Linked DNA regions of Homo sapiens: regions 1, 2, 3 and 4 are each linked to region 5. A link is a loop called in an ENCODE intact Hi-C map of the cell type or tissue named here. Cell type or tissue: gastrocnemius medialis. All regions are shown on one strand.

Region 1 (5,000 bases), 560 kb after region 5:
GGGGATATGTAACATGAATTATTCAGATAATAGGAGAAATAACTGCTTCATACTGCCATCAGGTATTTATCGAGACCAAACTTATGAAGACTTGTTGAAATGAATTGAGTTCTTCTAGAGACTGAACATAATTTTTTCTAGGATTTGCTAAGCCCAAATGACTTACTGATGTTGAATTAAACTTCATTCCCAGAACTCAATCTCTTCTTTTATTACTGACGTCACTTAAAACCTCCAGTTTAAACCAACTGTGTGAAAACAGATTGGGCAATAATTTCTCAAGGAGCGGAGCTTGTTTGCTGCACCTTGGTTTGGTAAAAAGCAAAATCATTTCTCCATGGCAAATATGTCCTCCTTACTTGGGCAGTTGTAATTTTTACTACACAAGATTTTGCTTGTTGATTTAACAGCTTGTGCCTCCTATTAAGGAGCAAGATGTTTTCCAACTGACTGCACAAGCCTCCAAATCAGGTTTTCCCCATAAGTCGTGAGACAAAAAAAAAAAATACTAGTGAGCTATGATAGAAAAGACTAACTGTTGTTAAGAAATGACATTCTGAAATTCCACCAAAGTTAGCTGACGGTCAACTTTGTAGCTCCAATTTTGTAGTTACATGGTTTTTCTCTCATAACTGTAAGTTGAGAATTTACTGCAATAGTTCTGTTTCCTTTGACTTTTTCTGGAATGATATAATTCACCTGAGGATAGGAAGATGTCTTTCCCTCTTGAACAGAGATTTAATTCTTCTTCTCCATTCATATTTATACTGTTTAGTGCAGTGATTCTCAACTGGGAGCAATTTTACTCCTCCCCCCGCCCCCCGGAGCATTGTTATTGTCAATGGAGACATTTCTGGTTGTCACAATGAGAGGTGAAGGATGCCCCTGCCGTCCAGTAGGCAGAGGCCAGGGATGGTGTTAAACACGCTGTGATGTGCAGGACAGCCCGCAAAGCAGAGAATAACCCAGTTCAACCCAGTTCAAGTGTCCATGGTGCCAAGGCTGAGAAACCCTGCGTTACTGCAATCCCCATGCACACTCCTTATTAAACACTGTGTGGAGCAGATGAATAACCCCTTCTTCATTTTCCTCTCCCCTTTAGCTACCACCTTAGTAGCAGCTTTTCTCTACCTTGCTGTCACCTTGAATAGGTGCTTATGTCTACAGTCTCCATCTATCTTCTCACCCGTCCCTTCTGAGTCACTGAGAGTTGGGCTTTCTCTTCACTTTCCGTAAAGGAAAGTGACCCAAGGTCAGCAGGTGGCTCCTCTTTGTCCCCGGACCTTTCTTCATCTCTGATTTAGCTCCCTTTGGGCTCCAACGCTCATCTCAGAAGTCACTGCCTAAGGCCCGCAGCAGCCCCAGGTTCCATTTCTCCTGGTCTCTCAGCTGTTTTCCAGCGTGCCTTGCTGGTTCCCCTCCCCCCGACCCATGTCCTAGCCCAGGGCATATTGCCAGCTCAACCCTCTGGTATCCCACTCTCCTTTCTTCCCTTGGAGCCCTCACCTGCTGTAGTGGGCACATTCACGATCCTTCCTGGGTGCGTGCTTCTCGAATGCACAGCGGTCAGCTTTGACCTTCCGCCAAAGCCTAACCAGTCCGTGTCTGCATTCCTCCCAGCCATTTCCTCTTGGTGATCCCACTGCCAACCTAAGTATAGTTATTCAATAGGCATTTATTGAGTTCTTCTTCTTTGTCAGGGACTTTATTCTGCTGTGGAGACACAGATTAATAGAGCAAAGTCTCTACCCTGGTGGAGCTCACAAACCAGTGAGGGATGCCGACTTGAAAAGACACAAGGCACTGGCTTCCGTGCTAACACGGACATCCATTCGGCCAAGCAGCCATGCCCGGCAGGCCTGGGACCGCATGTCATTGAAACCCCGAAGGCCCAGCAGCCCAGCAGGCAGGCTGGAACAGAAACCGTGCTCCACCCCACTTTGGTGCACAGAATCGTTAAGTATTGGGGGAGCAGAAACCTTCAGGACATTTAAAGGAATTAAATGAATTCTACGCATATACTAATAATGTAACAAAAAATAGAAACTTTTAAAAAGGTGAAATTCCAAATATAAATATAGTAAGTGCTACAAATTCATGTTAAATATAAACAGGTAACAGGAATGATAAACAGAAATTAATAGGAAATCTGCATAGAAATGTTCACTTCTTCCCACTGGGAAATCTTCAGGACTTCTCTCCTTCAGCTCTGTAATTCCCTCCTCCTCGTGGGATGACACAGCCCTCAAGGACGAGTAAATGAGGAAATTGTTACCCTCCATATTAGTTTGCTAAGGCTGCCATAACAAAGTACTGCAAACGGGGGACTTAAACCACAGAAGTTAATTGCCTCGCTGTTCTGGAGACTGGAAACCAAAGATCAAGTCGTCAGCAAGGTTGGTCTCTCCTGAGGCCTCTCTTCTCCCCCTGTCGGGCCTCTTTCCTTCCTCTCCTTGTGTCTTCACACGGCCTTCCCTTTGTGGGTGACTGGGTCCTAACTGCCTCTTCTTAAAAGGACACCAGTCATATTGGATTAGGGCCCACCCTTATAAGCTCATTTTATCTTAATCACCCCTTTAAAGACCCTATCTCCAAATATGGTCATATCCTGAGAGACTGGGGTTAGGACTTTAACATATGAACTTGGAGGGACACAATTTAGCCTAAAATCCTCCATTTCAAGGCCTAAGAGGGCAAAAGGAGGGGGATGTTCCCAGAACTAGAGAGAGCTGCAGTGCAGAGACAGTAGCTGCCACCCGGGGCAGTAGCCCTTGTCCTCCGTGAAGAAGACTGACCCCTGTGGAAAGCCTGCGGTGAGCAGGGAAGAGGAGGAACGAGGCCCCAAGCCTCCTCCCTGCTCTCTTTTTCCACTGCACCTCCCACTGGGCAATCGCCACTGGCAGCCCAAGGACAAGGAGCGGGCACCCCCTAGCGGTCAGGCCACCAGAGCCAGAGCCCCGCAGAGAAAGGCAAAGGCCGGCTGTGGAGGGGAAAGGAGGGAAGAAGGCGCCAGCCCCTCCTCAAAGCCAGCTTCCCTTGGTGATTTCTGGACTAATACGATACAGGTTCCCCGTGGTCAGCCTTAGCCCGCATGATGCGTTTGGCCTGAGGGGGCCTGAGACACGGAAGTCAGTGTCTTCTAGCACCTAACGTCTCCCCTTGGCCACACAGTGCTTCCTTGAGATGGGATTTGATTCTTATAGAATGTTTGCAGTGCCTTGTAGCATTAGAATTTGCCTGCATTCCTTTCTGCCTAAAGCTCAGGTTTGGGACAAAGGGGAACAGTTTCCAGCTGTGATGCTCTAACTTCCATCTGCCTGTGTGTGTTTGTTCTCAGGAGCCCGAGCGGCAGTACATGCACATTGGCACCATGGTGGAGTTTGCTTTTGCCCTGGTAGGGAAGCTGGATGCCATCAACAAGCACTCCTTCAACGACTTCAAATTGCGAGTGGGTACGTTCTGCAAAAGAGGTCTCGGTTTCAGTTGTGGCAAAGATGTGGAATAAGGAGTAAGTCAGGAGATATTGATGATCCTTTCAGTGTTGGAGTAGAACAATTACAAATGCATCCCGTTGCAAGACTGGATGACAGAAGGAAGGACACTTTTGAACAAATTAGAAAAAAAAAAACCCTTTGATTGGACCTAGGCTACCTGCACTCAGTCAAGGTCGCGTCTACAAACACGGCACGCACAGCCTTGAGCCATCCTGCGTTGCTGATTCACTGTGAGACATCCACTAAGAGCTGCTACATTATTTTATGGGCTGTTGCCAATTAAACTGGGACCTGCCACTAACTATAAGATACACCCATATTTCAGAGATGTAAAAATATTTTCTTTAAAAAAGTGGATCTTAGAATTGTTGCAATACAGTTCCATCTTCCTGGGGCCACAAGCTGTAAGAACACCAAATGTGTCATAGGTTCTGAAACAGCGACAGCTTTTCCGATTGTGTTCAAATCCTAGAGAAAAAAAAATCCAGCTTTCTTTATAATATTGTTAAAAAATAACCTTTAGGCCTGGTGCAGTGGCTCATGCCTGTAACCCCAGCACTTTCGGAGGCTGAGGTGGGAAGATCACTTGATTCCAGGAGTTTGAGACCAGCCTGGGCAACATGATGAGACCCCATCTCTACAAAAAATAAATTAGCTGAGCTTGGCGGCGCACGCCTGTAGTCCTAGCTACTTTGGAGGCTGAGGCGGAAGGATTGATTGAACCCAAGAGGTTGAGGCTGCAGCAAGCCATAATAGTGCCACTGCAATCCAGCCTGGGTGACAGAAAGAGACGCTGTCACCAAAAAAAAAAAAAAAAAAAAAAAAAAAAAAGTAACGTTTACTTGGTTGAAAACAAAGGCTTCCTGATTTCTAAATTTTTAACAGACTTTAAGTTGATTTTTTTTAGCATGTTTCATGACTTGCCTTTTACAAATTGTTGTTTTTTTAAATGTGTGTTTTAAGCCATCAAGTCAACACACAGCTTGGTTGCGATGTGTGCAGTTACTTGCAACCATTCAGAGTTCTAAGAGCTTCTTTGACCATTTTATGGTTTTCTTGGCAACACATTTTGCTTCTTCTGAGAGTCAGTTTATATAAGAGCAGTTCAGGCAGCAAATTCTATCTGAATGGTTTTTAACGCTCTCTTACATACAAATTTCAACTTTAAAAAGAAATCTGAATATTTAAAGCCATTTTCTTCCTTTGCTATGGGTATGTCCTGAATGTCATTTAAATCCAAAATATGTTACATCTCTTTCACAAATGAGATGTGTTTCTCCACTTGTACTATTAGTTGTCAGTGTTTAATCATATTTTTCTTTTTCTTTTTCTTTTTTTTTTTTTTCTTTTGTGAGACAGAGTCTTGCTCTGTCACCCAGGCTGGAGTGCAGTGGCACGATCTCAGTTCACTGCAACCTCCACCTCCTGGGTTCACGTGATTCTCCTGCCTCGGCCTCCCAACTAGCTGGGATTATAGGCATGTGCCACCACACCTGGCTAATGTTT
Region 2 (5,000 bases), 200 kb after region 5:
TGATAATGAAAACACATTAAAGGGAAAGTCCTATCATTCCTGAGAGTTTGCAACATTGTCAGAATCTCCCTGAGAAGGAATGCCATGGAGGGCAAGGCTGCTTTCTTGTCTATGATTTGATCTGTTGGTGAGAAGTGAGGATGAACGCTTTTCCTGTCTGTCGGTTTATGGTGTCTGCACATTTTGATAGCAGATCATTGCTGTTCACTCCTTCTCCTTTAAATAGAGCAAGTGGAATTGTCTACAGAATGCGGCCTAAGTATTCTATTAGGCCTAATGTGTTTTAATTAGCAACAGCAGACGAACCCAAACACTGTCTCTTAGTGCGTCTAACCTTATTATTTTCAAGTAGCAGTTGAATAACACTTGGAAGAGAGTCATCAATCTCTCAGACTAATTAATGAAAATGTTTAAAAAATACTGGCAGATGAAAGTAATAAACATGTCAGTCCCCAAATTGTGTTTTTCCGCCACTGATTGATAATAACTAGGTCAGTCGCCAAGTTTTAATTTCTTGATTAAATGGCATTCCCAATACTGCTATCTTCTTGACATTGACTAAACTTAATAAGCAATGTAGTTGACACTTCATATCTCTTACAGGAAATACTTCCTCTCATTATTAAAAAATACAGAGTGTTAAACATAGCTAGCAAAAATTAAATCATTTGACATTTTATTAGAGAAAACTTTTAAGACAATAATAGTAACTGATGGCAGTTATTACCAAAAATACCTAAAGATTTGGAACTACCTTTTGAATTGTTAGGGTGGTGACATTATATTCAGTGTATTTTTAGTATATGCTTTGCTTTATTTTAGTTCTTTTTCAGTGTCAGGTGCTCATTCGTGGTGTAAATAACAATTCTGTGTTAGGCAGGTTTTCCTATTTGATCACGTGTGTGGGTTGGATTAGAAAATAGACATTAAATAAATTGATTGCTGTCTGTGGCCCTTGTCCTTGGCAGGGTGGATTCCTTCTGAAAGGATATTGCAGTGTCCAGGGAATGAAGGGGTTGAGCAGATGAGACCTCCCTAGCTGATGCAGCAAGCCTGAAAGGAGAGGGAATGAATTCCAGAGATGTGTCAGAAAGGGGAGTGGCATGGAGGGCTTTGTGATACCTGAACAGGTTTGGGCTGTCCATGAACTTGAGATTTAAACCCAACTTTTCCCTTTGAATTGGCTGATGTTTTCCTTGGAGTCAGTAGCAATAGTGTTTTCTTAAAAAAATTGTTTGAATAAACATACCTATAAAATTGGCTTTTGAAACCAAATACAGTACCTATGCCTATTACATGCCATTTTTTTTGGTTTCCCCACATCAAAGGACTGCTAACGTCTTTTAAAATCTTCATGCTATCATTGTGTCTCTGCTAACACTGCCCCTCAATTCTGTGAAGATTTATTCAGTGTCCATTACACAGTCATGAAGAGGACAAAAAGAACAATCGTTCCATGGTGCATATGGTGTAGTGGTGCTCACCATAGGCCTGGGATGTGTTTCTTTTTTGCGCTTGTGAAATAATTATTATAAGTCCCTTCCTTTGCACTTGAGGGAACTGTTACCCAAAGAGGTGGTGTAATCAAATTCTTTGCTGTTGGGGCTCAGATGTAGAACCAGATCAGTTCAATTCCAAAGCTCAGATTTTTCTACTTGAAGCTGTACTGTTGTTTCTCATTCATCACATGGATGGGCTTATGCTGAGAGCACAAGGTGATAGATAAAAAAAAAAAAAAAAAAAAGAATGAGATCGTCCTGAAAAGGAATGTGCTAAGCATGTAAATGTCTCTATAATAACATAGTAGAGAAAGTATAAAATTATTTACTCTTCCCCTCCAGAAAAATTCATGGTGGTTGAAACGAGAAAGAGAATGAATTTGATTGAAAGATTAAAAATGTTTCTTGGAGACAGTGGTTTCAAAGGTGGGATAGGATCACAGGAAGAAAGGACAAATGCTGGAGGAAGTAACAGCAACAGCCAAGCTACAAAGAAAGCAATGGGGGATGACTTAGGGGACAGGTCCTATGTTCTCCATTTTGGCTGCTGTGTTTTGGTGCATCTTATGTAACACCCAAGTAAGTTTGTATTTTATTTGGTGTCCAGGGAAGCCACTGGAGATTTTGAATAGAGAAATGGCATAAATCAATAGTTTTTTAGGAAGTTCATGCTACAAACCGTACTCTCATTTTATTTTTCTGTTGGTACTAGTTACTTCCCAAATATATCCTGTATATTTTGTGTGTGTGTTGTCTACCCTTTCCTCTTCATTGTAAGCTGTTTGAGGGCTGAAGCTGGGTCAGATCAGGCACACACCTTTCCTGTTGTCCTCCAGCACTCTCTCTCTCGGAGCTCTGCGCTGCTGTGTAAGTTGTCTGACTACACTGAGAGTGCCACACTGAAGGGCCCTGTGCAGAAGCTGTGACTCAGAGTCCCAGCTGAGTACCTCTTTCCACCCATTCTATAAGGTGCCAAACATGTAAGTGAAGCTGTCCTGGACCATCCAGACCAGCCAAACCATAGGTCAGAGTGCCATCTACTGACCTACGGCAATGTCACATGGAACATGGGTTCTCCCAGCTTGGTCCTGCCCAATTCCTAACCCACAAAATTGTGAGATAACCATTGCAGTTTGAAGCCACCTAGATTGGGGGTAGCTTGTTATGCAGCAGTAGATAAGGGGAACCAATAAGGTCAGTTCACCTCAGCTTAGGGCATGGACCAGAGCTGGGGTGGGGTGCAGGGCTCTCTGTTATACTCGATATGCAGTCAAAAAAGTAGCTGATTGAACATTGGATGTGAAGGAGTCAAAATGACCAAATCTAAATGATAAGAGTAGGTGGTGGTAAGAGGAGATTTTAGGTGTGAGAAGTTGATGGGATATTGTGTTGACAATATTAAATTGATTAAAATCTTGATATCCCTTGGAATGTCTAACTAATATCACAAAATTAAATTTATGATCTTTACTAGTCCATTTTCACATTGCTGATAAAGACATACCCGAGACTGGGTAATTTTTAATGGACCCACAGTTCTATGTGGCTATGGAGGCCTCACCATCATGGTGGAAGGCAAAAGGCATGTCTTACATGGCAGCAGGCAAGAGAGAATGAGCGCCAAGTGAAAGGGGTTTCCCCTTATAAAACCATTAGATCTCATGAGACTTACTCACTACTATGAGAACAGTATGGGGGAACCACCCCCATGATTCAGTTATCTCCCACTGGGTCCTTCCCACAACACGTGGGAATTATGGGAGCTACAATTCAAGATGAGATTTGGGTGGCGACACAGCCAAACCATATCATTATCTTTCCTTCTAAAGGGAATTTCTTTCATATGGTCTCCTTCATCTCACATAATGTCAGCTGGAGGTCTGTAGTTACCTGGGTCAGACACCTGGGAGTGCTCCCTCCTGAGTCTTTTTTCTCATGTCCCATATGGATGCGTCCTAAGTCCAGTAAGCTTCACATTAAAGCAGAGTCAGTATCCACCTTCCTTGTTGTTCAAAGTAAGCCACTTTCTCCAGGCTGTTAGTTTCATTTTCTCCTGTCCCTAAAGCCCTCCACAAGCCTCCGTCTAATTCTGTGCTTCTTTGATTCACGGCGTGTGCACAGGTGTTGCAAGCTATTGGTAGAGGCTCTGCAGAGCAGGTACAAGGTGTATTTGGGATGAAGTCCCTGAGAATGCAGACACCTATGGTTTTTCAGAAAGAAGCTACACAGATCCTTTTTAATTACCATGTTTTTATTTTTACTGAGGTGTTACTTATATGCTGCAAAGTATGTGAATGTTAGGATGACAGTTTTACAGCTCAATGAAATTTTACATATGTGTGTGTATAGATAGATCTATAAATATATAGCAGTTCCAAATTATTTCAGAAGAAATCCTCCTTTCTCTTAGCTTAGAATATATGTAATGGGGCTGGCTATCTTGGGAGTTTCATTGAAGAGGGGGTGTTACATTTGCATGTTTTTTAACCTATGCTTACTGAAAGGTCAATGAAATTTGGGGAAAGAAGATCCTAGACATCTAGACATTCTTCATTGATATGTCATTGGAGAAAATCTTGGAAAATAAAAAGTCTATTTTCTACCTTCCAGATGACCCCAACTATATGAGTCCTACCTCTTTAAAATAGCTTTTCCTCCTTTTAGCACTAAGAATCTTTATTATGTGCCAGTAATGATTAAAACATTTTAAGATGAAATTCTTTATTACTGCTGCTATGATAAATTATTAGCAATATAAGACAAATGTTTATCTATGACTGCTTTGAATATTAACTTCAGCCATATCTTATATATTTTTTTCTTAGTAAAATCCTCAAGATATGCCTCCAAGTTTTCTTTTTGTTATAACCTCATGTGGTGGCCTGTGGAATATTATTTTTATTTTTATTCATATAGTCCCAGACTTGTTTGTACATAGCAACTAATATCTATAGAGCATTTTCTATGTGCCCAACCCACCCTAGATCCCTTACACATTAACTTATTTATTCATTTCAGCAGCTCTAGTGAGAAAGGTGATATCAGCACCCCTTTTTACAGGTGAAACCGAGGCACAAGGTGTTAAGTGCTTTGCCAAGGCTACACTGCCAGTGCATGGCAGAGCCTGCTTTTAAGCCCTGCCAGGCCAGCTCCAGAGCCTCTGTCTCTAATCACTGTGCTATCCTACCTCGCAATGAGCATTTGGAAGAGAAGTGAAAACACCACAGTCCCCCTAGGAAGCCACAGACTGGCTGCTAGAGCCCATCATTTAAGGAGGCTGGTGAATTTAATGAGTTTCTCTTGACTGTATTTTCAAGGTAAAAATGTAAATAATAGAGTCCACATCATTTCAAATTGAATCAGGGCCAACTGTAATTTCAGGAATGAAAAAAAATAATAGCAAGTAACAAGCACACCATGCTTTTGTGTGCCCGACAGCATTCTCATGGAGGACTTTCACTTGCTCAATCCTCACACCCACCCCATGAGGCACAGACAGTT
Region 3 (5,000 bases), 260 kb after region 5:
GTCTGGAATCCTAAAATGAGAAGACCCTGTTTTTGAGTGTGGCTGTGAGGAGAGAATTTTCAAAGGTGACTTTCAAGGATTTGCATCTGGGTTTTTGGAGACAGAGGCATTATGGGCAGACTTGAGTTATCCTGCAAGACAAACAGGTTTAAGAACATAAAGAAGCTCTTGGTTGATTTGAAACTTGTGGAGCTTGAGATGCAAGTAGAAGATACGTAGGAAGATAGGCATGTCTTGCAAAAGGCAAGTGCGGAGCTGGAGTTAAGAGACACACTTGAAACTTTTATTGGAATGAGTGCTGTTGCCTCAGCTATTGTGCAAACTTGGGGTTTCTGCAGAGGATCACAGGAATGAGATCCCTGGCTCTGCACTCTTTAGCCTCTGGACAGAGGTACATCTAAGGGGAATGTCATCCATGGGGAATGTCCCCATGGTAACATGGAAACCCAAGAGATAGCATTCGACTATCTGGAGCTTTTTACCCACACATTCTTTACATGTGCCAAATCCATTTTAGTTTTACATATGGCCCTATTTGAAGTTGCATTGGAAAGCAGGCTTAAAAAAAATGAGAACTCTTTGAGATTAATAAGGAGTGAAGAACATTCTCCCTATGGGACTCGAAGCTGCAGTTGAGTTTCTTCCTCCCTGTCCTGCCTGCCGAACACTCCCCAAGCACCACTAGCCAAACTCCTGAAATGCTACCACGGAAACCTCTGATTTGATTTAATGCAATTTGCGCAATTGACCCTTGAAAATTAATTTTGCCATCTCATAATGAATACTTAACAGGGACTTCTGTATTCAGAAAACTGAAGATCTATTTTCCATTTGGTTATTGTGGATAAGCCTTCCACAGACTTCCATTTCAAGGCTCAAAATATTTGCCGAAGTATATTTTAATGGAGACGGTATTAGAATTTTAAAGTTATCCAAAATTAAGCTACTCAAAAGTTATGATAATTTTAAAGAAATGCTAAAGGTTTTTGCATAGAAGCAAATATGTAATCATAAAAGAGAGGTTCTCTTTTGTAATTGTCAACTCTGGTACCTGAAATTATTCATTTAATACCTGTTGTGGGATATAAGATTTTACATAAATGTTATGTGTAGAAAAAACAGTATCTTAATCGAACATACTTTCTGTAAATTGGGAGGGCAACACAGAGATTCCAAAATAAATTTCATTTGCTCAATAAGCTATAAATACACAACAATTGATTTTCCCATTCCTAAAGAAACCTTTCTGATAGCTCAGTGGTTCTCAGTCAGATTCGTTGGAGACCTGGGAAAGGATCTGCACAGCACACCACCAGTGTGTGCTGGTGGTAGCTCTTAGTGGCTTTGGAAGATGATTTTGGGGCTAGAACTCATGCATGTTCCTTCCTTGGGAAGATGAAGTGAGGGAGGTGCCCCAGCCTGCCTGTGTAGATAGAGCATCGCTTACTACAGGTCCCTCCAAAGGCATGCCTGATATGTCTTCCCAGCCAAACTTTGCATTTTTATACATAAACGGTCTAAGACAATACTTTTTGCCTTGGTTTCACATCCCAAATATGGAATGGAACAAGTGGAATGCATATGATGCTAAATAATAATGCTTTACTGAAAAAACCTTCAGAGTCTTTATTTTTAAAGAGGTGAAAGAAAAAATATTTACCAGAAAAAAATATTGCTATGGCAATGTGTTCCCCCACAGTTTTTGGCCTGAGGGCCCTTTTAAATATAGATTGAATGGGAGGAGACGGGGGCATGAAGCAGATGGTCCATGCCCAATCTAGGCTTCCTGATGAGGATTCCGGGTCATTTTTCCCACTCACAGTGGGTTTCTCCTGGCTGTTGTCCCGAGACGGCTGGACTCAGAAGAATTAGAGAAGGTGCTCAGAGTCCACCCTGTTGTCTCCTCCCGGTGAGGGCAGGTGCCCTTCTCTCAGGACGCAGACTGTGAGATGACAGCTGCATGTATGACCATCTCTTCTGCTGGGCCCTGAGGCCCCTGAGAGCTGGGGCTCTGTCCTGCACCCTCCACCTCCAGAACCTGGCTGCATTTACAGGAGCTTCACACAGGCTTGCAGAATGAATGCTTCTTCAGGTCGGAGTGCCTTAATAAGCATTCATTCAGCAAGCCTATTCCAAAAAGCCTGGAGTGCCAAATCGAAGAGTGCCTCTTCAGGACCCACGTTTATTTTTAGGCTATGTCTCCTGAATCTTTCCTGTGCTCTTTTGTGTATGACAATTACATAAATACAGCTGATCAGACACCACCCTGGAATAGTGAAGTGGTGACAGATGGTTCTTTTCAGGTTGTAATACGTGGTGCAGATTCCCAGGAGAGAAGAAGCCTGGTTTTCTCCCAGGCTTCCCTCTTTAAATCCGTCAGGAGCCTAGCTTATTGCCCACATTCTTCTCAGGAGCTCACATCCATACTTGGTACCAGAAGCGCTGGCGTGATTGCACCACGTCCTTCCAGCTGTGCAGCGCTTGAGCGTCCCCTTCAGGTGACACAGGTCACACTGAAAGTGGGGCATGCTTTCCTTAGCTTCCCTTCTGCTTGGAGTCAAGAGCCGCATGGGAAGCTGGCCACATGTCCCATTCCCTATTTCCCTGACCTCAGTCCCTTCCAACTGGATTGTTCACCTTTCATCCTTTTTGATGTTCTTCTATCTCTGCTCCTTTTGTAATGAAAATGATCGTTTTTTATTACCTACTAAACCATTTTCTTTTTCATGCCAAACATTTCTTTGAGAGGTTTCGTGTTGATTGTTTTGATTGAGCTGAAATTCACACAACATAAATTACCCAATTTAAGTTGGCATTTCCAATGTTGTGCAACCAACACCTCATCTGGTTTCAGAGAAGTTTTCATCATCCCCGAAGGAAACCGTGCACCTAGTCAGCAGCTACTCTCCGTTCCCCAGCCAGTCCCCTTCCCCCAGCTCCTGGCAACCCCCAATCTGCTTTCCATCCCTATGGGTTTACTTATTCTGGATATTTGATGTAAAAGGAATCATACACTATGAGGTCTTTTGCCCAGATTTTATTCACTTAGCATGTTTTTGAGGTTCCCCTGTATGGTAGCATGCATTCGCATCTTACTCCATGTTAAGGCTGAACAATATTCTATTGTGTGGATATACCACATATTGTTTATTCATCCTGTGATAAACATTTGTGTTTCCACCTTGGGGTTGTTTGCTAGGAAAATGATGTTATGAAATGGGTGTACATTTATCTGTTTCAGTACGTGTTTTCAATTCTATTGGAAATATACACAGGAGTAGAACTGCTGTGTATGTTTAACTTCGAGGAATTGCCACTCTGAGTTCCCTGGCAGCTGAGCCATCCACAGGCTGTTTTATTTTGTTTGTTACATACCCGTGCTCTCGGCATCTGCTTTCACTAACTCCCCTTGATGACACCTGCCCCTCCTCCATGGGTCTCCACCCTGTCCACCCCCGTCCCCGATGATGCCTGTCCCTCCTCTGTGGGTCTCCCTTTGCAGTTTGGTAGATCACTTCAAGAATCCTCAGTGCATGTTCTAAAGCAAAGATACAGAACCCTGATAGTTTAGGACCAGCTTTGCATCCATACTCATGGAGTGGTTTGGATACCAAAGTGAAGTCCCAAAATTTTGAAAACAAACTTTTCTCCATCACAACGATTAGTCTGTTATTGTAATCCAGTGGACTTATTTGCATCGACTGCCCTATTTTGTCTATAGATTATTTCTAAAATGAGCATGTCTCATGCTGTTCTATGCAGCCTTTAGTGGCATGGAAACAGGAGGCTCTTAGAAACCAGAATATTTGGTGACTCTTATTGTTCTTCTTCTCTGCCCGTAGGTATCGTTCTTCCTCTTCATCATCTTCGTGGTGTACACCATGCTGCCCTTCAACATGCGAGACGCCATCATTGCCAGCGTCCTCACCTCCTCCTCCCACACCATCGTGCTTAGCGTCTGCCTGTCTGCAACACCGGGAGGCAAGGAGCACCTGGTCTGGCAGGTGGGTGCACCTCCACATCCATGGAGAATGACTTTCCACATCCCACCAGGGGGTGAGGCAGGTGCTGCTGGCCCATTCAGGGTGTGTGTAGTGTGGTACCTGCAGCTGTTCCCTTTCTGCCCCTTGAGACTGACCCCCTATAACACTGAGGAGCCAGCCCCACTCCACTGCCATTGGTGGGATCAACAGTCACTTAGCAATTAGCAACTGTAAAAGTAATGGTAGCAGGAAAGTTGGATGTGACAATTCTATTTTGTGATTGCTGAATGGTGGTATGATTTTGATGGTCAAAAGGTGTTCTTATATGTTATAATTCAATACTCATTTTTATAGTGAAGTAACTTATACGATTAATTTCATAGTTTGTTCCCACCTTTGCTCTACCTTGATATTCAAAACCCTCTTTACAAAGATAAAAATTTTCTTTATTTTAAAATTTTCTATCAGGTCTATGAGCATTAAAAAAAAAGTAATTCTTTAAAATGGTACAACAACAAATTTTTCCTTACTAATAAATAGCATTTCAAAGAAGCCATTCTATTTAATTAGTTACAAGCATTTTAAACGCTGTTTGATTTCTAATTATGTACACCTATAAACATGAGGATGATTTGGAGTTATTCCTAACATTCTCTGTTTTACCTATTAAAAGTGCATTTAATTTGCTCTGTGGAGATCAACTGCAGCAAATGCAGCCATGACATAAAATGCAGTGGGGCTGAGAAAATTGCAGTTGTGACAACACTGTGCCATTCTAAAGGAACTTTAGGCATAGGTCACCTAAGCCCTGCTGGGTCTGAGAAACCAGTTTTTCTTTCACGTGATGTGCTATTTCATTTGGAAACTTGAGGTGGAAGTGAAGGCTCACTCTTGAGTCTATAGTAGTCTCTCTCAGTTGGAAAGCTTTCTGCGGATCACTTTTTTCAATGCTCATCTCCTACTGCTTATCACATCACATTCATTAAGAGTAGCCAGGAAAACCTGCATTCATTAAGC
Region 4 (5,000 bases), 130 kb after region 5:
ATAATAGCAAACATATAAAGACAACCTCTTCAGGACCTGGAAATATTTTTGTCAAATGAAGTTTTGCTTAATCCATTGCCATTACTCATCAATTGAACTCAGTTTTTAAAAGAATGAAGTTGTCTGTGTCTTTCTTGATTTATTCATTCATTCATCTAGCACATACTTATTAAGCACTTATTATGTGTTTTGCAAATTTCAGGTAATAGGACTATAAGGAACAAAAGAAACAAAATCTTTTGCCTTGACAGAACTTACCTCTTAGTGAGGGAACACAGGCCACGTTAATACAAAAGTAGGATTTGTGGGTGTTTACTAATTGTTATGATACACCACTAATACACTTTTTTCTTGCTTTATACCAAAGGAAATAGTACTTATTATTAAATAATTAGACAAAATTCAACAACCTTCTTGGTGCAGTTCAATTTTATTATATTTATATATTTTTAATTGGATGCAAACAATTTTTTTCCTTTCAGTCTAAAAATATTGATTAAAATCCATTCCTTTACCCAGCGGTGGTACAAACATGTTTGAAAGAGTCTTAGAAAAATTGGTCCATTCTTTATTTTCTTACTTTAAAAATAAATCAGCTGAAGCTTGGAGATCTTATGTGACTTCTCCAACGATGTATAGTTGATATCAGAGATGGAACAAAATCCAGTACATTAAGGAAGCAATTCTGAGAATATTCACAATTACTACACTATAGTGTGGAATAAGACTAGAAGTGAATTTGATTTATTTTCAAATTAAAAAAATTATGAATCAAAACATGTGAAGTGGCTTAAAATCATATGTTGGTTGAATTGAATGAGAAAGGTGAAATTGGACAAAAACATGCATGAACTATATCTCGGCATGGTTCCATAGAGGCCATGTCTTGTCCCTCAATAAACATTTTTTTTTTAAATTTTAGAGCATAATTAAGTTACTCCTTAATGACTATTTTAAGAGACACTAACAAGGGTATAAAAATAAAAGCCAAGGTATGTGAACTTTCCATTTACGTAAGCTTGCTAAATAAGCCCCTCTTCCTGCACCTCTCTAGGCAACTGATCCTGAGCACACGTCTCCATGGCGGCAGGAGTCATTGCTTTTTAGATCACGTTCTCCGAGCAAGAGCCGAGAAATCGATATCTCTCACAAGGCTGTAGACGTGCTGGAACTGATTAGTCATTAACCTATTGTCACTCCTCCCAGCGCTCATGGAAGGAGTTGCAGCATGTCAATGGATTTTAAAAGAGTACCAGGATTAAACTTCTCCATGGCAGTGGGCATTTGTGAAAGGTCTGTTCTGAAATACCAGTACCATCTTCTCACATGTTAAGGGCCAAAAATCTCAGTAAGTCACTCCAAATCAGGTTTTACAGATGATTTTTTGAAATATTGATTCTGGTATTGTCCCTGAAAATTTAATTTATCAAATAAGCCAATTAAGAAGCGTCTTTTAAAGGCACGTAGGGACCATTCAGCACTGGATGGACAAGAAAATGAACATATTAATCTTACAGTCAGCAACGTTTTGTTGATGCTTTGGAAACTGAACTGCAAAGGAGTACTTAAATGAACTGAAAGAGTTAATTTGACTTCTAAGAGCCATAAACTGGCTTGGGTTGGGTGGATTCTGTATTCCCAGACTCTGGTTCAATAAAAATGTAAATGTTATCTGGGTACACAAAGCATATTTCATGGCGATAATGAATCTGTTGACATACTGTTCATACTTTATTATATAAATTTTAGTAATGTATTTGCCAGAGAGAAAAATGAATACACAGGGAAAGACTCTGTGCTCAGCTCTACAATCTGCCCCAGGTTGGCTGGCACACGTTCGCTTCTGACCTTGGCGCAGTTTGCTGGGCTGCCTTGATTTAATCAATCAGAGCCCTGTGGATGTTGAGAGGAACACGACGGCGTCATTGACTGAGCTAATCTAACTGGATTTGAAATAGGAGCTAGAAGATGGGTTATTTTTAAACCAAAACCCACTGATGCATAAACCTATCCTGCAGCGTGATTGCTTAGATTTATAATCGATTAGGTGTGTCTTAGTGTGTATGTAATCCCTGAGAGGTGACCACATTAGGAGGGGATGGGCTTGAGTTCGCAGGCAGAGGAGGCCTTCTCCTTTGGCTGGCCTGCCGTAGGCTCTGCCTGCAGGCCCAGAATGGAGTGCTGTTTAGTGTGACCTGTTACCAGCATGGGCTTTCTAATTTGCAAGGCCGCGGGCAAAACGGACATGCAGAACCTTTTGATCAAAAATTTTGAAGAATTTCAGGGTGGTGACAGCAGAACCTTAAACCAGCTGCACAAGTCACAGATCCAAAAAGTCAGCCTTGCTTGCTGGGTTATGAGGATAGAGGGCTGCCCTCTAGCGTTACAGGAAAGAGGAATTCTGCTTCCTGATGTTTGCTTTTTATTTTTTCTCCCACAGGCCCAGTTAGAGATTCCCCAGCAGGTTTCTTTTTGCAACAAATAAATTGCTACAGAGTAAATATATGGGAGAACCTCTTGCTCTCCAGGCCTTACCCTTGGAGTGGCAGCCCTGCTACCCAGAGACACAGAAATGAACCAGAGGTCTCCTTTGGGGTCCCTTTAGTTTCAAGAGTCCATATTTCACGCTCCTGGCTTTGTACTAAAGGACGTTTTTCATTTTACTTCATATGGCTTGTAAGTTATTATTTTGTTTCTTTTTTTCTTTTTTTCCTTTTTGAAATACAAACTTGTGGAGAACTTTTTAAAAGGCATACTTAGTGCAATCGATTCTAAAACATGAATACAGAAACTGTAATGATTGTACTGTTTCACTTTTTTTGGTATTAAACATAAAGCAATGACAGAAGCCCGCATAAAAATAAGCATCAAAACAAAACAAAGATCAAACAAAGCCTCAGAGAAGCACTGACATATTCTTCATTTTTATATTATTTTCCTTCTAAGTCCTGTGTCTATGATGATGAAATTTAAATTGTAGTGTTCAGGAGGAAAGGAGGAGTAGGAATGTTGATTTTTGTTCCTGTTTCACTTCTTGTAGCCTTACTTTTCAAAGTAAATTGGAAACTATTACAAGGGTCCCAGGATCCCTGTCTTTCCCACGCCTTCACCCTGCCCCCTTCATCCAGCACATGGTAGGCACATAATGTTAGTTTAATAAACTAATGGAAGGATGAGTGAATTAAAAAAAATTCAAAAAGATCAAGGGCAAAATAATCTCCATGTCATTACATTGTAACAAAATTTCTTAAAAGTCTTAAGACTGCCTTTACCATACAGAGAACATATATATGGTATACATACTGGATATTTAAAAGATTCCACTTCCCCACTAGGAAGAAGGAGACAGTAATTAAGCATTTCCTTTTCCTCATAAGTTTTTCAGCTCTTTTCGCATAAACCTAAATGACGGATTATTTATTTTTTCTCCCTTCTTGAGTGGGTGAAGACAAACATGTATCAATACAAGGGGTAAAGAAGCAGCAAAGATTGAAGAGAAGATGAATAATTAGTCTGTTGCTAGCACAGGAAAGGACTGGAAATGTGCAACTCTGCCCGCCCCAGAAAGACCAAGCACACAGCCGGAGGAAGACAGAACCAACACAATAGAAACCGTGTCCAGCTTCCCACTCAACCGTGTTTCCTTGGAAGGGATTGGGTTCTGGATATTTATACCGCGGATTCATCAGTGTTGTCTGTCATGGAAGCTTGCTCTCAGAACCTTCAAAAACCTAAAATCTGGGAGTATAGTAATCACATCCTGAGGTTCATAGCAAAGCACCGAGCCCAAAGCATCCAGCCCAGTGAGGTTTGGTGGGAGGGTCTGAGGTTGAAATTACCTGGGTTACAGTCACAGGAGGGTGTTGGAGTGGAGGGCAGGCAGGACAGGGTGGGGGCAGCAGTCCATAAACACTGCAGGGAAGAGAATTTCTTTCTGCTGCTAGGGCAGGATGACCCACGGTGGGAGGTGAGCCTTGGGACCTACAGGAGGCTTCAGGGGGACACCCCCCCACCCATTGCCTCCTCCTCCACTCCTTGTTTCCAGGTCCTCAGAAGGAGGGAAGTCCAGGGACCAGGGAGCCTGGTGGGGCCGGACCTGAGGTACTGCACGCAGCCCTGGGCCCAGTCTCCTCGGCCACCTCCCTGCCTCTGGTGTCTATGAGATCTGCGGGTGAGCTGTGCAGCTCCTGAGCCCTCATCCTTAGGCCCTGTGGGCACTGACGGATGCTAAAATGAAAACCTCTGGAAGGATCCGTGCCCGGCCTGGCCCTGTGCTCAGGGTAACGCAGCTACCTAGCTTACATGCCCTCTGCCAGCGAGGAGGACAGGACAGCCAGGGAGGCGGGGCATGGGGCCATTCGAGAAGGTTCTGAGGTCTTAGGTGGTGACAAGGCTGAGTCCTGAGAGCTGGTCATCTCCTGGAAGAGATGAAAAGTGCATGGAACAGCCCTCTGGGGCTGCCCTCTGGGATGCTCGCTGGTGGCAGGAGAAGGGAGGGCTCTTGTGCCTTGGATTCCTTGGGGTAAGGCTTTGGGGGAGGAGGTGGGATTTGGGGGCTCTTTGGGCCGGACCACACTCGAATAGGAGGAAACTTCCAGAAGGGTGGGTTCCTTTGGTGATAAGCAATGAAGCCCCTTCGGCCCCCAGGGCGAAGGCCAGCGGCCTCCGCTCCCACGCGTGTCGGGAGGGGACACTGTCCCTGGTGACATCCGCCCCCACAACGCTCCTGCCGGGTCTCTAGCGCCTCCTGCGTCCAGGCCCCCAAGGTGACAGGGAGGGAGCTACTCCCAGGGCCGACCCGCCCGCTCCCGCGCCCAGCCGCTCTCCCCGGCGCCCCTTTGCCGCCATCCCCGCTCAGCAGAGGGGCTCGGCGAGGACCACGACCAGCCACGGGGCAGCTCTGTAAACCTGTGATATGACAGGCTTATACGGCACCTCCAAAGTGTGACTGAAGCTGAGCGTGCAGGGCGCAACGGACGCTGCCCCCGCGAGGCCGTGGC
Region 5 (5,000 bases):
TTCTAAAAAGGAAGATAGGCAGCCTATCAAGCTGTGGCTGAGAGAAAATTGCTTCTTGAAGGACTCTTGCCAAGCAGATGTTGGGGGACCACGCCCCCATCCAGCACAACACTCAAAATGAAAATGAAGTAGAAAACCAAAGTTAAAATTCCTTCAACTGTAACATTGATTCAGGTTTAACAATGTTTTATTTCTGTGGCCTTTGATCTTAATGTGTAAATATTGACAATCTCCAATATATACCACCGTAATTCCTTAAAACAGCCTTGTTTCCTAAAACGGAGGTATTCTGACCAAGACCTTCAAAGTTTCTAAATTTTATGTATGACTACAATATCCAAAATGGTTTTTTTCCATCTGCATGGATTTTATATCCTGTAATCACAGAATATACTACTCTCACTTTGTCTTTCAGAGCAGTTAATAACCTATGATTATTGCTTCTCTTCCAATTTAAATCTCCCCACCAAAACCAGAAGAATTATTTTCCTATGAAAATGGGATGTTATCTCTCTGCTTAAATCACACAAATATTTCACTCACGGCTGTTGTGTGGTATCAGCCAAGGATTTCAGCATGGCCTACAAGTACTGGATGATCTACTCTCTGCACACATCTGCAGCCTCAGATCTTATTACTTTCCCTCTGGGTACCTTCCACATAGGTCTTCATTCAGCTCATCAAAAAATGTGTCACTTCTTCAATGTCACCAGGCATTCACACGCATTATTGCTCCTGATGTGTTTGGCTTGGTGCTCACTTAATTCCTGTATTTTGTCCTTTGGATAAGTCATTGCTGATATGCTGTCCTACCAGGTTATGATTCTTTGTTATCTGCACTCACATAACAGAGTTCATTTCTGCAGAGCAGATATCTGCATTTGTAATGTACGCTTACCAGACTGATGAGAACTGTTCATGTAATTTATAAAGTTAATGCCTCTGATTAGGAACAAATAATCATGAAGTTTCCAGACAAAATAATTTCTTCATGCTATAAAATCTTGAGGTATCTACAAAGAATTTATCTGTATTCCAAGTATACTACAGTGGTAAATTTTGAATTGGCACTTTGCAGATTCTTAAAAGTACTTTTAACAAAAGTATAAGTAACCTATTAGGGAGTGGTTATCTAGGAGAAATGTGAGATATCAATATCTTTAGAATTTTAGGCTCTAGTCCTATATTTATTTAATCTGAAAATACTATGCCTAGAATTCATTAAATAATACCTTACTAAAAATACTTAATGAGTTATACTTTAGTATTATCCCTGTGGACTTAAGATATATTTAAGTGGTGATCACCAAAAACACTTATGAAGTTTAATTTTTAGTAATGGCACACCAGAAAGAGTTTTGGACTAATTCTCCCACTGGAAAAGAAAAAGGGAAAATTGAACAAAACAAAACAAAAATCTGTCTGAAGGCACTGAAGAGCTACCAAGTACAGAGAAATTTCAGGCCCAAGACCCATGAAAAGACACAACACAAGAGGGGTAAGACTACCAAGAAGTCCCAGAAAACACACTAGCTTTGGCTTAGGGTCTTGAGGTTCGCCGTGTGGGATCAAGGATTAAATGGGAAAAGGTCAGCTCTTGTGTGGACTGAAGCTCACATTTTTTTCATACCAGTATTTAGTTGGGGTTAAGTGTTCTGAGACTGATAATGATACTCACCTAGTTGCCTGCCAGTTGCAAAATGCTTTGGAGAAATATAAGATAATCTAAAGCTTAAAATTGTCTATACAACTAATAAAAAAAATTATGTGACACTCAATCGCAGAAAATCAGATATCCAAAAAACAAAATTAATGAAAACCAAGGGACAAAGAGAGAAAATAGAAAAAAAAAGAAATCCAGTTAATTTAGCTACATGCAGATGTTAAAATCACAGTGTTAACAAATGAATTTTTAAAAACAAAACAGAATTAATTTGGAAATACAAAAAAATGAAAATTCTAAAGTTAAAAAATAGAATGACTAAAAAGAACTCAACAGATAATGTTAAAGCAAGAGTAGATTTAGTTGAGGAGAGAATTAGTGAACTTGAAGACAAATTATAAATTATCTAGGCTGAAGATGGAGAGACAGTGGATGCAAAGCCCAGGGAGGAAAAAGCAGAAAAGGAATACATGAACCTCACAGAGGACAAATGCAATGAACACCGCACTTAGGTGCAAAGGGTTTATCAGGTAAAAAAAAACAACAAGACTAACTTTAAAATTAGACAAAGATGAGAGAATGACTTCTGGAATGGCAGTGTAAAGAGACCTGTAGAAACAACCAACCACCACTGGTTAAAATTTTGATATGTATAGTTTTATATATAATATGTGTGTGTGTGTGTGTGTGTGTGTGTGTATATATATATATGTATATATATATATGTGTATATATATATATGTATATATATATGTGTATATATACATATATATATACATATATATATATACATATATATATATACACATATATATATATCTTTGGAATGCCCTTGGGAATTGTCCTAAGGGCATGTAACAAATGAAGGAACACTTATTCAAGAAAATCTATTAATTCTCACCAAGGACAGTGAGATTCTACGGCATTTGAGCTTCAGACTGAAAGTAAGTAACCTTAGCAATTCAAATCCCTCCCCTCAACATAAAAACACAGATCATCAGCAAAGGCCATCATGTACTTATAAAAGGTGGCATGATTGCATATTTTTTCTCCTTTCTTCTCTTAACTAACATAAAAAAGCAATACTATAAACTAACATTTATGTAATTGTATTAGTGGGCTTATAACCTATAGAAATATATTTGATCAAGGATGTGTTTGGGACCAAAGCTATATTGGGGTGAAGAAATGATACCAAATGGTAACTTGAAATCGAAAGAAAACAATGGAGAAAGCCACAAAGGTAAATACGAAGTCTAACACGAAAACTCTTGCAGAGAGTTTGAGGGATTTGGGGCCTAGCAAGGAAAAATATATGAACACGAGGTGGCAGTAAAGCACAACAAGCTTTATTTCAGTGCTGCTTTGAGAGGATTGCCTGGGAGAGGAAAATTCCTCAGAGCCTGAGACCTTCTAAAGACAATGCCAGGGAGCCACAGCCCAGGAGGGGAGGGGTACACAGGGATTCCTGCAGGAGTGGGGGAACCGGGGAGAGTGCTCACTTATCTAGAGGCTATTGCTCAGCAGGATGATGAGAGGGAGGGTCTCCGGGTCAGAGAAATCCAAGGCAGCAGTGGTTTGGGGTTTTTATTGCCCAAGGCTTACTTTACCTATTACAAGTAGGTGTTGGGCATAGTTTTGTGGGTTATTCAGAAAAGGAAGGCTCTAAATGCCCACATTTTTGCTTCCTTGGGCTATAATTAAAACCTGTGTAAAAGAAATTTTCCACTAAACGTCTCAGGCTGCCATGATGAAGTAAACACAACAGGGCCAACATACAAGAGCTGTCTTTGACTCATTTATTTAACAACTCTTTAAGTACAGCTTTTCTCTTTTTTTCTTCCCTAACCTTCTTTAAAAGACATAAAATTATGCAGCAGGAGCTGTAATAGTGTTCTGTCACAATTGTAACACCTATAGATATAATAGACATAATAGTAATAACACAGAAAAAGAAAAGAAATAGGCATATAAATAGCATTTATGTATTTTCTTACAATTAATTTAGTATAAATCTGAAGTTAATTTTGACAAGTTAATATGCATATTATCATCCCTAGAACAACCAGGAAGAAATTAACTCAAAAAATATAGTGAAAAGATTGTCAAAAGAATTACATTATTGCCTTAAAATAGTCACTTAATTCAAAAGACGGTAGTAAGGGTAAACTAGAGAAAAAAAAAGACGATGTATAGAAAACAAAATGTAAAATGGCAGACATAAATCCAACAATATTAATAATAACATTAAATGTGAATGGATAAAATAAGCAAATCAAAAGGCAGGGATTATGTCAGATTGGATAAAAAAAGTAAGATCCTATTAATGCTGTCTAGGGTAGCCATATTTTAATTCAAGTATACAAATAGGATGAAAGCAAAATCATGGAAAATATATATTATGCAAATAGTAATAATAGTAATCAACTGATGAATGGATAAATAAAATGAAATATTTGACAGTAAAAAAGAATGAAGTTGTGGTACATGTTACTGTCAGGCCTCTGAGCCCAAGCTAAGCCATCATATCCCCTGTGACCTGCACGTACACATCCAGATGGCCGGTTCCTGCCTTAACTGATGACATTCCACCACAAAAGAAGTGAAAATGGCCTGTTCCTGCCTTAACTGATGACATTGTCTTGTGAAATTCCTTCTCCTGGCTCATCCTGGCTCAAAAGCTCCCCTACTGAGCACCTTGTGACCCCCACTCTGCCTGCCAGAGAACAACCCCCTTTGACTATAATTTTCCTTTATCTACTCACATCCTATAAAATGGCCCCACCCCTATCTCCCTTCGCTGACTCTTTTCGGACTCAGCCTGCCTGCACCCAGGTGATTAAAAGCTTTATTGCTCACACAAAACCTGTTTGATGGTCTCTTCACACGGACGCGCATGAAAGTTACAACTTGAAAATATGATACACACATTAGAAAAAAAGCATGCCAATTAAATGCAATTTATAGAAACACAACAAAAGAAACTCAGAAAAATGATGAAAAAAGATACGGTTCACATACAGCAAGATGGTGTAGCTCCACTCGTGAAACACAATGGACTTTAAAACAACAAGCCTTACTAGAAATAAAGGGAGATATTTCACAATAATAAAAGTTCAAAAATTAAGAATACATAAGAATTGTATAGGCTTATATCTCGAAAACATAAGCAAAATTTACCAGAACTAAAAAGATAAGCAAAATGCCTGATAGAATAAGAAGAAAAATGCTTTTAACACACCCAAATAAGCAGAAAAAATTAACATAATATTAAAATTTTGAACAAGATTAACAAATTTGATCTGAAGACAATGTATATAGACTTTTACTCAACAAC

The links. Hi-C counts contacts between places; a loop is a spot of excess contacts. Peaks named below come from ENCODE experiments on the same cell type or tissue, not always from the same donor. Only the 100,000 strongest peaks of a DNase experiment are listed, where the experiment ranks them.
Region 1: a loop joins it to region 5, with 19 times the contacts of the local background. A loop is called at or near these places in 13 of 110 quality-filtered maps.
Region 2: it touches region 5 in a loop (8-fold over the local background); 2 of 110 quality-filtered maps call a loop at or near these places.
Region 3: a loop joins it to region 5, with 5 times the contacts of the local background. A loop is called at or near these places in 2 of 110 quality-filtered maps.
Region 4: it touches region 5 in a loop (18-fold over the local background); 13 of 110 quality-filtered maps call a loop at or near these places.

The regions. Positions count from the first base shown.
Region 1 is chr5:7,813,529-7,818,528 of GRCh38, forward strand. ADCY2 (adenylate cyclase 2) reads left to right here. Exons shown (of 25, transcript NM_020546.3): 23 at 3,338-3,452. Among named protein-coding and RNA genes, the nearest start is that of CFAP90, 35 kb to the right of the region's middle. RefSeq lists a silencer at 1,308-1,602 and enhancers at 1,672-2,209, 2,446-3,174, 3,175-3,902. In gastrocnemius medialis, CTCF peaks have their summits at 2,938 (motif pointing left) and 3,141; a DNase peak (open chromatin) is centred at 2,913; H3K27ac peaks cover 601 bases.
Region 2 is chr5:7,461,895-7,466,894 of GRCh38, forward strand. All of the region lies in intron 2 of ADCY2 (adenylate cyclase 2), which reads left to right. Among named protein-coding and RNA genes, the nearest start is that of ADCY2, 68 kb to the left of the region's middle. In gastrocnemius medialis, a CTCF peak has its summit at 2,571 (motif pointing left); a DNase peak (open chromatin) is centred at 2,457; H3K27ac peaks cover 2,718 bases.
Region 3 is chr5:7,516,896-7,521,895 of GRCh38, forward strand. ADCY2 (adenylate cyclase 2) reads left to right here. Exons shown (of 25, transcript NM_020546.3): 3 at 3,843-4,004. Among named protein-coding and RNA genes, the nearest start is that of ADCY2, 120 kb to the left of the region's middle. In gastrocnemius medialis, a CTCF peak has its summit at 2,502; DNase peaks (open chromatin) are centred at 2,506 and 2,926; H3K27ac peaks cover 1,149 bases.
Region 4 is chr5:7,390,237-7,395,236 of GRCh38, forward strand. LINC02142 (long intergenic non-protein coding RNA 2142) reads left to right here. Exons shown (of 4, transcript NR_183263.1): 4 at 1,055-1,668. LOC107986403 (a long non-coding RNA gene) reads right to left here. Exons shown (of 2, transcript XR_001742597.2): 1 at 3,840-5,000; 2 at 412-3,738. Among named protein-coding and RNA genes, the nearest start is that of ADCY2, 3.4 kb to the right of the region's middle. RefSeq lists an enhancer at 4,452-5,000. In gastrocnemius medialis, CTCF peaks have their summits at 2,375 (motif pointing left) and 4,995 (motif pointing left); DNase peaks (open chromatin) are centred at 2,342 and 4,310; H3K4me3 peaks cover 232 bases; H3K27ac peaks cover 3,797 bases.
Region 5 is chr5:7,258,180-7,263,179 of GRCh38, forward strand. No RefSeq gene overlaps it. Among named protein-coding and RNA genes, the nearest start is that of LINC02123, 87 kb to the right of the region's middle. RefSeq lists enhancers at 3,894-4,442, 4,443-4,991. In gastrocnemius medialis, a CTCF peak has its summit at 2,990 (motif pointing right); no DNase peak of the experiment used is centred here; H3K4me3 peaks cover 362 bases.